Regions from separate parts of the Mus musculus genome. Here region 2 is linked to region 1. The links are chromatin contacts, found by Hi-C or POLR2A ChIA-PET in ENCODE. All regions are on one chromosome and are shown on one strand. Each heading gives the region's core, a stretch centred on a gene start or an enhancer-like site at or near the end of the contact. The rest is flanking DNA. Distances are from core to core; before and after follow the strand shown.

Evidence for each region. Hi-C counts contacts between places; a loop is a spot of excess contacts on that map. ChIA-PET counts read pairs that join two places held with the same protein, here RNA polymerase II (POLR2A).
Region 2: a loop to region 1 is called in a map of T-helper 1 cell, with 2.1 times the contacts of the local background. The contact joins the promoter of Sfmbt1 here to the promoter of Prkcd in region 1. A Hi-C loop is called at or near these places in 2 of 37 maps with a recorded cell type or tissue (T-helper 1 cell and T-helper 2 cell). POLR2A ChIA-PET finds 5 or more read pairs at or near these places in 2 of 5 experiments (Patski and embryonic stem cell).

The regions. Positions count from the first base shown.
Region 1 is chr14:30,623,641-30,629,734 of GRCm38, reverse strand. Prkcd (protein kinase C, delta) reads left to right here and starts at 3,527. Exons shown (of 18, transcript NM_011103.3): 1 at 3,527-3,755.
Region 2 is chr14:30,712,320-30,718,413 of GRCm38, reverse strand. It overlaps Sfmbt1 (Scm-like with four mbt domains 1), which reads right to left and starts at 2,799. Exons shown (of 21, transcript NM_001166532.1): 1 at 2,539-2,799.

The DNA.
Region 1 (6,094 bases), core at 2,278-4,777:
AGGAGATGGCTGCCCTGACAGTTAGAGCTTCAGGGCTAGAACAGTAAGTAGTGAGACAGACAGAAACACAAACAGCACAAGAACTGACCGCTGGCAGAGAGCAAATGGGAGAGCCCGTCCTGTCTTCAGCGGGCAGGCGGGCCTCAGGAACAATGGGTGGTCTTTTCAGGCTATCTGATTAGATCTCAGACTTCTCCTTCAGAGGTCTCAGGACCCTGTTTTGCTCACGGCTTTGGATAATACCAGAGTGATAGAAGTCTTCGCGCTCTCCTCTGGACAATTCCTCCAGAAACTCACAGAGGACCAGCCCAGAGTGGTTGCTGCTCGGTTCCACCCACATCTTGTGCTAGGCTTTATGCTAACCTGGAGGAGGAGAGGAGGAGAAAGAGAAGAGGGGGATCACTTCTGTGTGGATGCTCAGCCTTGCTAGAGGATCAATACCCTGTGTTGAGGACTATCCCGTGCCCTTTCAAAGCTGAGAGCCTGTGACTTAGCATAATGACCATTCCTGTAATCCTAAACATACAAACATACAGACCACGTCCTTAGCAGAGGTCCACCTTGGATCAAACTCTGTGTTCTCTCTCTCTCTCTCTCTCTCTTGCTCTCGCTCTCTCCTTCCCCTGTGTCTGTCTGTCTGTCTGTCTGTGTTTGTCTGTGTTTCTCTTTCCTTGTGCAGCCACTTTTACAGGTGAGGACTTAAGCTGGAAAGGGCGTGGTCACAATGATACAGTCAGGGTCATAGAGTCAGCACATGATACAGCCAGTTTCCTTTGAGGCCTCGATAGGCCCTTATGAGGTTAGTTAGGGACAGCTCAGGCCTACCCAGTGCCTACCCAGTGCTGTACCCAGCTCCATAATGAGTGGTCCTAACCAACCTGGGCCTGAAGTCCCTGACCTCTACCCAAGCCTGTCTTCTCTGAGTTCCTTGGGCCAGGCCAGTCTCTGGAGAGAAGCCCACCACGCACTGCTCTTGTGCCTTTGCCAGAACATGGCCATCTTAGCTACTCTACATTTCCTTATATCACAGTTCCCCTTGCTAGTCACCAAAGTTGGGTTTGAAGATCATATGCAGGACACATATCTAGCACCTAAGACAAGGCCCAGTACTGGGTAGACCCCATCCCCAACCACCCAGTCTTCTTCATCTCCTTTTCCCAAGGCAGAAGGCAGCATGTGGGAAGAAAGGTTTAGTGGCTGAATCTAGAGCTCCCCAATGGCTGGCTCTCCCGCTGTGGTCCCTGGCACAGGGTAGGTCCTTTGTTGATGTTGAGGGAGAGGCTAGGTTGGCTGCTGCGGATCTGGAGGAGGAGCCAGATAGGGTGAAACCCAACTCCAGGTGGGCAAAGGTCACTTGAGCTCACCCCCGCACACCCTTTCCTTCAGCTCAAGAGTTTAGCTTTCCCAAGTAAGCTAAAGAATAGGGTCCCGGGGGCTGGTGAGATGGTTCAGCTGTTAAGAGTGCCGACTGCTCTTCCTAAGGTCCTGAGTTCAAATCCCAGCAACCACATGGTGGCTGACAACCATCTGTAATAAGATCTGACGCCCTCTTCTGGAGTGTCTGAAGACAGCTACAGTGTACTTACATATAATAAATAAATAAATATTAAAAAAAAAAAAAAAAGAATAGGGTCCCAAGCCAGGCGTGGTGGTGCACACCTTTAATCCCAGCATTCGGGAGGCAGAGGCAGGCAGATTTCTGAGTTTGAGGCCAGCCTGATCTACAGAGTGGGTTCCAGGACAGCCAGGGCTACACAGAGAAACCCTGTCTCAAAAAAACAAAACAAAACAACAACAACAAAAAGAATAGGGTCCCTTAGCTGATGGAAAGGGCATAGATGGGAAGAGCATCAGGGAGTCACAGATGGGAAGAGACACAGCAGAGACAGGTAGAGGAATGTTAATAGGAAATGACCCAGGAAACAGCATGCTTACAAGCCTGATGTGAGGCAGAAGGTTCCAGAAGGAATCCAATTTGCCCAGTCAACTTTGTGGGAAGAATCCACTGTCATGGGGTGGGGACAGTTATCAGGACTGGGGACTTAAATACTAATTTTCAAACTGGGTCCTCTTTCTTTCAGGGTAGAGGGAAGCAGCAGCCTTCCTCTTTCTACAGAAGGGACGAGTCATTGTGGTTTCCTCTCTCTAGCTCAATCCCCAATGTACATTTAAAATAAGGTTTGGAGCCCCACATCTCTGCCAGGGTCCCCCATCCCTGGAAGTTTCAAGCCTCCACGGGTGGGGCAGCACTTCTCTTTTTATTTTTTTTATTTTTTTATTTATTATATGTAAGTACACTGTAGCTGTCCTCAGACACTCCAGAAGAGGGAGTCAGATCTCGTTAAGGATGGTTGTGAGCCACCATGTGGTTGCTGGGATTTGAACTCCTGACCTTCGGAAGAGCAGTCGGGTGCTCTTACCCACTGAGCCATCTCACCAGCCCCTGCAGCAGCACTTCTCTTGATCTCAGTCGGCAAAGAGCTGTCTAGACTTCTATTCCTTCTAGGTAGTTTTCCAGAAGGAACTTAGGTATCTTGGGCTATTAGAACCCTCTTGTATCCTCCCAGGAAGAGTTCTCGTTTGTTTGGTTTTGTTGAGACAAGGTCTCTCATGAACAGGCTGGCGTCCACACTCTATTCTCCTGCTTTCTCCCCCTGAGCACTGGAGTATTATTCTGAGCCTCCATCTGTGGTTTACTCTGTGGTGGGGGTCAAACACAGCGCTCTCTGCGTGCTAGAAAAAACGATCATCTGCCCAGCCCAGGAAGTCATTTCTTTGGGTAAGTATAATGTAACAGCTTAGTGTTCTGGGCTTTGGGGACAGAAAAATGGAGTCCCTGGCTCCCATTTGGTGCTCAGACTTTGGGCCCAGGGGACCCTTAATGAGTGAATGAGTTACAGCTGACAATCAAATCCCTCTTATGAGCTTGACTGAGCAAGGGGAGCTCTGAACCGTGGGCTCAGGAAAGACAGTGAGATGGGGGCAGAGGCAATTCCCACAATTGTCTGAGGAGCAGTGCTGAGACAAACTGGCTAGAACCTCTCGCCCTGGAGACCTCCCAGCTCCTTCTCTCGGGCAGGACTGGAACCGGCAGGCCTGGCGGCGTGGCTCTGCTCAAGCCAGCAGGAAGAGGAATGAGGCCAGGCAAGGCGGGCCAGCTGGCCAGTGGGGAGTCCCGGGTGTGGGCGCAAGTAGTTGGGGAAGCCCCGTCGGTGCCTCCTGGGCTCCATTGTGTGTGCAGTGCTCAACCCCACCCCCCAACTTGGCCTCGGAGTCCTCCTCTATAAATTAGTCCCCTGAGATGGGATGGCCTGCGTGCCACTGGCAGGCGAGGCGCCACAAGAGCCAGAGACGGCTAACAGATCTGGGGACCCAAGGACTTGCAACTCAAAGAGGCTGAGACGCGCTGGACCCCCAGCTCACGTGGGCGGAGCTTCGAAGGGGCGGGCGCCCGTGGGGCGGGTCCTGAGTGGGGGCGGGACCGGGGCCGGCACCTGGGTGAGGTCGCGCAGCCCCTCCCCTTTGCACTTCCGTGTGCCGCGGCGCCAGAGCAGGAGGCGGCGGCCGCGGGGATCCCGCGAGCGGCCCGTGGACATCTACCCTTCGAGCCGGGACCCGGGAGGTCCCCACTGGCCTCCGGACCCGTCCGGATCAGACTTGTGCCTACCTCCCCGTCCACGCGCATCCGGGAGAGCCGCGCCACGAGACGGACCCCGGCTCGCCGGGACCCCTGGCGCCTGGCCCTGCGTCGGGAGGTGAGTGAGAGCTGGGCCCGGGCGCGGGGTCCGAGTTAACTCGAGGGCGCAGCGGCCTTTCTCCCCCTTTTCCTCGCCCGTAGTCTCCATTCCCCGCTTTCTTCTCTGGCTCCTGGTTCTGAAACTGAGAAACTGAGCCAGGAGCAGCCAAAGTCCCGCCGAGCACGGAGACCCGCCGGTGCCTCCATACCCTGGTCGGTCTGACCCTCTCTTCGACGGCTGGAGCCCAGGCCCGACTACTCCCAGCATCTTTAACCCCCTACTCCACCCCTGTGTGTCTTTATCCCCGCCGAGGGACCGTCCGATCTTCTCAAATCTCTCAGGGGACTCTGCACATTCGTCGGTCCCCACCCCCTCTTGCCTGGTCCTCTGCTCCCAGGCCAGGTCTGTTTGCCCCTCGCCGTCCGTGTACTCCGTCTCCCCACCCCCACCAGATCCGCCGTCCCCTCGACCCAGTCCTCCCAGAGCCGCACCCCCAGCCCACGCTCGCCTGCCCCTGCCAGTCCAGTCTCCGGTCCTTTTCACCACCGGGCGGAGGGCGGGCCGCCTGTCTCCCTAGCCTCCAGTGCTTGGGTCCCAGGCGGGCGGACTCTCACGGCGCCGCCTCCTTGCCCTATCTCTTCTTTCAGTCTCGGTGTCTTTCTTGGCTTTCCATCTGTCTCTGAGCTGGGCGTGGCTCCAGCCTCCACCATTCCCCTGTCCTCTCTGATCCCCCGTGTCCCTTCTCCGGGTGGTCTCTGCCTGGTGCTGTCAGTCTCTGTCCCACTGGAGAGACGCCACCCCCTCTGGGGGCCCAGTAAGGTGATGAGGACAGCAGTGACGGGAGTGCTCTGCCCTGCCGGCTGGCAGTGGAGAGGGAGCACCATCACAACTGCTCCCACTTCCCCAACTCTCTTATACAGGGGAGGGGAGAGAAGGGAGCCTCACTCAGCACCCCACTCAAACCTGGAGGACTTAGACTGAGTGGGGGAGATCCCTTTTTCCTTTGGCCGCTACCCTGGGCCCTCGGAGGAGTCTGGCTTCTGTTGCTGTAGTATCTGTGTCTGGACTTGTGAGTATAGTGTGTATCTTGTCTCTTTGTGTATTATTTGTCATAGTGGGACTTCCCCTGTGAATGTGTCCTTTTTCACGTGTGACTTGCATATACTTCATGGCTGTCTGTGTGTTCTGAGGCTTGGTGTGTGCCCCGTGCAACTTGGTAATCATGCCTTGTATGTAGAGGCTTCCCCTGTATATTTTGTGCCTTGGCTTGCTCATGTCTCTGTGTCCCTGTGTGTTCCAAAGGTCTGTGCATTATATCACAACAACCCTCTGGCCAGAGTACATTCATTCCTTTAATTGTGGGAGCCCACGCTATCGGTGTGCCGACCCCCTAGGCTTGTGTGTAAGCGTGCCTCTAATCATATTCGGTTCTTCTTCCTCTGCTACTGATCCTCTATGACCAAGCTGATCAGGGACAGAGGAGGGGACTGGGTTTCCTCGTTCCTGCTATGGATTAGATTGGGGTGTGGTGAACAGGCCAGCAGAGGGCGGCTGCTCTGTGTGTGTGTGTGTGTGTGTGTGTGTGTGTGTGTTTTGTTTCTCAGTGACAGTATCTTTGTACGATACTGTAAAGGCTCAGGTATATGACAGGACTGTGTGGAAGGTGACACTGCCATATGGAACTCCAGTAGCAAAGGGTGACTGGTAGGAGACTCACAGTCTGACTGTATGAAACTGCGGGTGTGTATTGAGGAGTGATGGGGCTTGTGGGTAACAGAGAGGTTGAGTGTGGGTAATAGCAACAGGAGGGGTGTGCTAGGAGGTGAGGGAAGGTGAGTGTCCGGCTGCCCATGAGTTTATGGGAGCAGGAAGCACTGTGTGTGTGCTTGGCGTGCACAAGCCCAGCCCTGGCTCCTGGAGAGATGAAGAGAGCTAGGGACAAGTCCTGGGGTTATAATGGTATGATTGAGACCTCAGGGTCTGGACCAAAAAGCAATGGAGTCAAATACTTACTATGCCCTTTAAGAGCAGGAGTCCCAAGCCCAGCCTCGCCACTATGTTGAGCTTCTTTTGTGGGATGGAGAAAGTGAGGGCTCAGAGGTCGATGGCTCTTCAGCAGTCTTGGCCACACTGCGAGTGGTGTGCAAGTGAAGGCTTACGTGGGGCTGTCCCTGGCTGTGTGTCCCCTTCTGGAATCTGGGATGAATGGGAACCCAGAGAGTTCCCAACCATATTTCCCACACGTGGCGTGTAGGTTGCCTCCTTTGTCTCCCTGACTAGGCTGCTTACGAGGAGGGCTTCTTCACAGTGTCAGGACCTGCCTCTGCTCAGCCCCACCCAAGCGGCCCCCAGTCTCT
Region 2 (6,094 bases), core at 1,550-4,049, 89 kb before region 1:
GAATTCACTAGACTTTTAAAAAAATCAATTTTCATTCAATTGTCTTTGCAAATTCTAAGCTTAACAAAATTAATTCATCTGACACCTTTAACTCTTAACTTGTTCAAAAATTCATAATTTCTTCCTTCAAACCTACTCTCTACAAATCTGTATCCCAAAATGGGAAATGATATAATAATATAACGACTATAAACATAAAGACCCCCAGAAACCACAATCCTAACACACCAAAAACTGCTCAGTTAAAAATGTCCTCCTGAAGCCGGGCAGTGGTGTGGTGGCGCATGCCTTTAATCCCAGCACTCGGGAGACAGAGGCAGGCGGATTTCTGAGTTCGAGGCCAGCCTGGTCTACAGAGTGAGTTCCAGGACAGCCAGGGCTATATAGAGAAATCCTGTCTTGGGGGGGGGGGGGAGTCCTTCTGACCACAAAGACCAAAGGTCATAGTCTTAAGACCCTGTAGATACTGGAACCCTACACCAGTACAGCATCAGGACCAAAATGACATCTCCAAGGATACCTGCTATCCTTCAATAGTTAATACTGCCCTTTCACGTTCTAAAGGGTCCTGCTTCAGACAAGATCCATTGGTTGAGTTAGAAGTCAGGCCAGAGGTTGCCTTAGGGAAAGGGCAGGTGTTTACTCAATTAGAGGAATCCCTTGGTGGGGGGAGGGCTGGAAATGCTCTGTTCTGTATCTTAATGTGTATATGGCCATCAAGACTTATGCATATGTAAAACAAGGCCGAACTGTCCTTTCCCGATTTCATTGTTAAACTGTGAAAGGTGTAACTTCTTAAATATATTGAAATGCCTTCTTTAAAAGTCTGTGTTCAAATAAAGTCCACAGAATTATTCTGGATTTAGCTAACAAGATGTTTTTTCCAATCTATTTTTAAAAAGACACATATTGTGAGTGATTTTATGTAGATAGAACCTTTCAAAACTTTTTTAAAATCTCATTTTAAGAAGTCTCCAAATTTTAGAACCCAAAGCATGGTGATCTACTTATCCCACTTTTGCAAATAATAAGGAAGATAAAAAAAAACAAAAACAAAAAACAAAAAACTACACTGGGTAAGACACCTACCCAAAGATAAAGTGGCTCGCCAATGGTAACTGAGTAATAACCTTATAACACAACTGGCTCCTTCTCTCAGGTCCCTCTAGTTCCAACTGGCTGTTCCTGACACTGCAAACAAATCTGAACTCTGACTCTACCTGTGGCCTAAGAGAGTTCATTTGCTGCGAGTTAACAGGCCCCAATGTGTACTTACGAAAACACGTTCCTCCTCCTCCACCCCATCTAGACAGCTGACACAACAGTTACACGCTCAAAGCATTCATTTTGCTTCAGATGAAATAAAGTATGACATCTTAAAAATCGCGGTTCAGGAGAGGCCATACGCAGATAATGACTAATTCCATGTTACTTCCTTCAGATCTTTTTGATGAATACAGCAATCACAAGACACACACCACTTGGGGCCAGTAACTGCTGTGAGTGACCCGCGGGGAAGAGCGCCCACCAAGTTAAAAAAAAAAAAAAAGCCCTACAGGACGCGTCCCACCCCACTGCACCGCAAGCTCTAAAGATGACCTGGCTTTGACAGCTTAGTTTGAGACCCCACGCGAACAGCTGGCATCTCGGGGGGGAAACTTAACACGACGTCTATCCTTTCCGCGGGAATTTATCCCGAGTCTCACAAGGCTTTTCTGCTCCGCAAAGAGCAGGCCTTGCTTCCCAGGACACAGGGCTCGCCCCTCCAGCGTCTTTACAGCGAACAAAACAAGACTTGGGAACAGAAAACGAAACGGTCACGGACCTGCCGAGCGGCCTCAGGACGCTCCCCAGATCCGCGCAGGGGGTCGGGCGGCGGTGCCTCCCCAGGCGAAGCGCCTGAGAGGCCGGAGCCACCGGTTGCGGTGGAGGCTCAGACTCGGCCACCGCGCTTGCTGTCGCCGCCGCCGCTGCTGCTGCTGCCGCTGCCGCCGCCGCCTAGGCCCTGAGAAGTTGAGCGGCCGCGCGGGCTGCGGGTTCGCGCCCCGCCCGGAGCGAGCCCGGGGGGGCGGGTCCGCGGGGGCTCGGCGGGAGGCCGCTCGATGGGGGCAGGGGACCGGAGCCTGCAAGTTGGGAGCCCGCTACCGCCACCCGGCCACTTTGGCCTCTCGCGCCCAGCTGGGCTGACGCGCGCCGCTCGCCCGTTCTCCCTCTCTCTCTCTCTCTCCCGGCGCCGCCGGCCTCCGCCGCGTCCGCGAGGTGCCCGGGCGCGTCCCCGCAGCCCCCGCCGGCCGACGCGCCGAGCCTCGGGACCGCGCCAGGCCGCGCGCGCGGGCGCCGCGTCCCCCCACCCACTCCAGTCGTCCCCCCCGCCCAACGCGCCGCCGCCGCCCGTTGGCGCCTCAGATCGCGCGCTCGCTGCCCGCTGGCTCCCGGCGCTTCCCGCTGGCAAAGTTGCTGGGCCTCTTTGGGAGGGCGCCGCACCACCCCTCAGGCCGCCGCGCGGGAAGGCCCAGCCGGCCGCCCCGCTTTTTTTACCTGACGGGAGTTTTCGCGCGCGCGCTTGCTCGCTCTCCCCGCTCGCTCGCACGCCCGCCCGCTCGCTCGGTTTTCTTTCTTTCCTTCTTGGCGCTCGCCCGCGCGGGGCGCCTTTTCCGCTCGCGCTGCTCGCGCCCTCCTTCCTGCTGAGCCCGGCAGAGCGGGGCGGCCGGCAGCTCTCCCCGCCCCCCTGCACCCGCGCTCCGGCGGAGGCGGCGGCGGCGGCGCTCCGCGCTCCGACTCATTCCAATATGGCACGGACGCAAGGCGCATGCGCCCGCGGCCCCCCCACTCCCTCCCCCAGCTCCGCGGTCCTCCCTCCCGGCAACCCGCGCCCCTCGCTTCGCGCGCGTGGCACTCCCGACCCGGCCTCCCCAAGCCCACCGGCTCGCGGAGCTGGAGCTGCACGGGAGACGACGCGTCCGCGGGCCCGGGTCCATAACCCGCCGCTTTGCTCGCGTCCCCCTGTCCGCACCTCGCCGAAAGACACCCGCGAGGCCGTGGCGCTGGGCGTCGCGGCGTGAGCCTCTGATCCCCGACGGCGCCATGGACGGAGAACGGCTTGGAGACGGCGTCCTCGGGCTCCGGAGGCGCGTCCTGGCCTTGCTTGGGATTCTGGAAAGAAAGACCTCACCTCGGGCTTCTGGACAGAGCGGCTCGGGACCCCGCGAAGTCCCTGATCCATCCGTCCCTGGCGAAGCGCGCCACTGTAGCCCGCACGTGACCACCTCGAGCAAGATGGTATTAGCAGAGAGGCAGCAGTTCTGCAGGTCCCCAAGGGGCGCATACCGTGGCCGAGGGAGCTGCGCCCGCCCGCCGGACCACGTCGGGAATCCTACACGTTCTTTGAGATCTAGCAGGGCACTCTAGTGCTCGTCTACCGAGTCCGACTCGAACGCCTCTACGTACCTCATGTCCAGGCTCAGTAAATGAGTTGTCCTGCCGCAAAGGGGCACAGGTTGACCTAAGAGCTTCAGGAGAAGCTCAAAAATGCTGTGAATCAGCCTCGAATCGGAAGGTGCCCACAGGCAGTTACGTTCGGCTACTCAACCCTTCTTCAGCGAGCACAGGTGTCAATAGGAAGCACACCCACCTGCTCCAGAAAGTTCCCTCAGAAGAAAATCCCAGCGCCTGTGGGATCCCGGAGTGCCAATGAGACCAGACTCTCCAGCCTAAGATGGCCTCAGTCAGGGGCTCCTACTCAAGGAAGACTCCTTTCTTTTAGAGAAGAGGAGGCGAGACACACACACACACACACACACACACACACACACACACACACACACACACGAAGGTCTTGGGATGCTCCCATTAGCATCTTTCTCATGTTTTTGGGCAACCTTGGGAAATATGCACATTACAAACGCCAGATGATTTTTTTCTTTTTGTAAGTGTAAGCACCATTGAAAAGACAAAGTAACAAGAAAAAAAAATAAAGAAGAATATAAAAGGATATTCAATTATTGCTACACAATTTGAGCTCCCACCCACCCCCTCCCAACACCCCCCCCGCCCCGGCCAAAAACAAAAAACAAACAAACAAACAAACAAAAAAACCCTTCTTCATAGATACATGCTTGCAAGCACACATTTTCATTTATTTGCTACTATGACTAACATTTTTTGTTTGCATGGTCGTTTTTAAGGTATATAGTTCCTGCTTGTGTATTTTATTACATTGCAGTTGTCTGCTAACACATCCATGCGGTCCACAGATGAGCTGAGTTTCTAGGAATGGGAAAGTTTTTAGGTAGAAAGCTGTGAATGGCCCTCTCTTGCCCCAGTTCTTTCACCAGCAAGGAAGAGTGTAAGGAATTGAATGCACATTCCTAAACACTGAGGGACAACTTTTCTCCCCTACATTGAATGATGCCTAGTTTAAGGTGACCTTATTTGGCACTTCTTGGATGACTAAACATTCAAAATTTCCCCATTTGCTATCTGTATTTCCCCTTCTGTACATAACCTGTTGTTCATATCTATTGTCTCGAGTTGAATCTCTTCTAACTTAAAAAAAAAAAGTTTTTTTTTTCTTTTAAGGATCTTTCACTTTTGTTATTGAAGGGAATGTTGCCCCTGTCTGATGTTCTTTTTTGCTTTAGTTTACAGTTCATCTGTCATTCTAGTCCTCTGGGTGTTGGTTGTTTGTTTACTTGTTTTTGTTTTTGTTTTCATTGTTGAATGCCAACAAAGTGAGCTTTCATGCACCTGTCTACTGGTATAATTTCTTTGCATATTTTATTATTCTAAGATCATCTATCCAATCTTAGTTTTGCTCTGTTTTGGAGTAAATAGATAAAAATGTAGATCTAATTTCCTTCCTCTATTACAATGGTTATTGTTTATGCAGTCACCATTTATTAAATAATTTCCCCTTGTTTTTTGCTTAGCAAAACCTACATTTTTTGCTAAACTTTTGCTTTTGGATTGTGTATTTCAGAATCATCCAGTTCCTCCCATAGACCTTGATTTCAGCAAATACTGTATAGTTATAACTACTGGTTCTTTGAAATAGTTTTTACATCTGACAAGGGTCAATTTCGACCATGAGAACATTTTTTTTAAAGATTTATTTATTTATTATATGTAAGTACACTGTAGCTGTCTTCTGACACTCCAGAAGAGGGAGTCAGATCTTGTTATGGATGGTTGTGAGCCACCATGTGGTTGCTGGGATTTGAACTCAGGACCTTCGGAAGAGCAGTCAGTGTTCTTAACCGCTGAGTCATCTCTCCAGTCCAAGAACATTTTTTAAAATAGGGTTTACATGCCCATACATGCCCTTATAATTATAGAAGGATTAAGAGCATTGGTTTCAGGGCTGGAAAGATGGCCCAACGATTACCAGTACATATTGCCCTTGCAAGAGACCCAAGTTCAATTCCCAGTGCCTACATGGAGTCCCAAGTTCAATTCCCAGTGCCTACATGGAGTTCACCTCAGACTGTACTTGGGCTTCAGGGGATACAGTGCCTCAGACACCAGCACTCACATGTTCATGCCCACACACAGGCACATAATTAAAAATAAATAAAGCCCTTTAATTCCAGCATTTGGGAGTCAGAGGCAGGCAGATCTCTGGTCTACAAAGTGATTTCAGGACAGCAAGACTACACTGTAAAACCCAGTCTCAAAAAAAAAAAAAAAAAAAAAAAGTCTAAAAAGAACAAAGAACATGGGCTTTGAGAGTAAACAAGGCTCAACAATGAGCAGCCCTGTGACCTAAGTTACTGCCTAGTCAGGCCTGACAGTTTGGGTTTATAAATGGGGATCAGAGTAATACCACCTCACAAGTTCAATGGCTGGCACATAGTAAATGCTTAATGTGAGTTACTGTTGTTAATCATGTCTTCTGTTCCAAAGAAGTAAATTATGGAAAGTTGCAGTGAACCCATTTCTTTGTACAATAGCACTTATAATGATGGTAATAATAATAATAATTGTAGCCAAAGGTGGCTGTACGAGTAGTAGTAGTAAGGTTGGAGCTGGAAGTGGAGGTGTATGGCCAGTGGAGGTGATTTTCCAGCACCTGGAGGTCCCAGAAGGAAAGTTATGA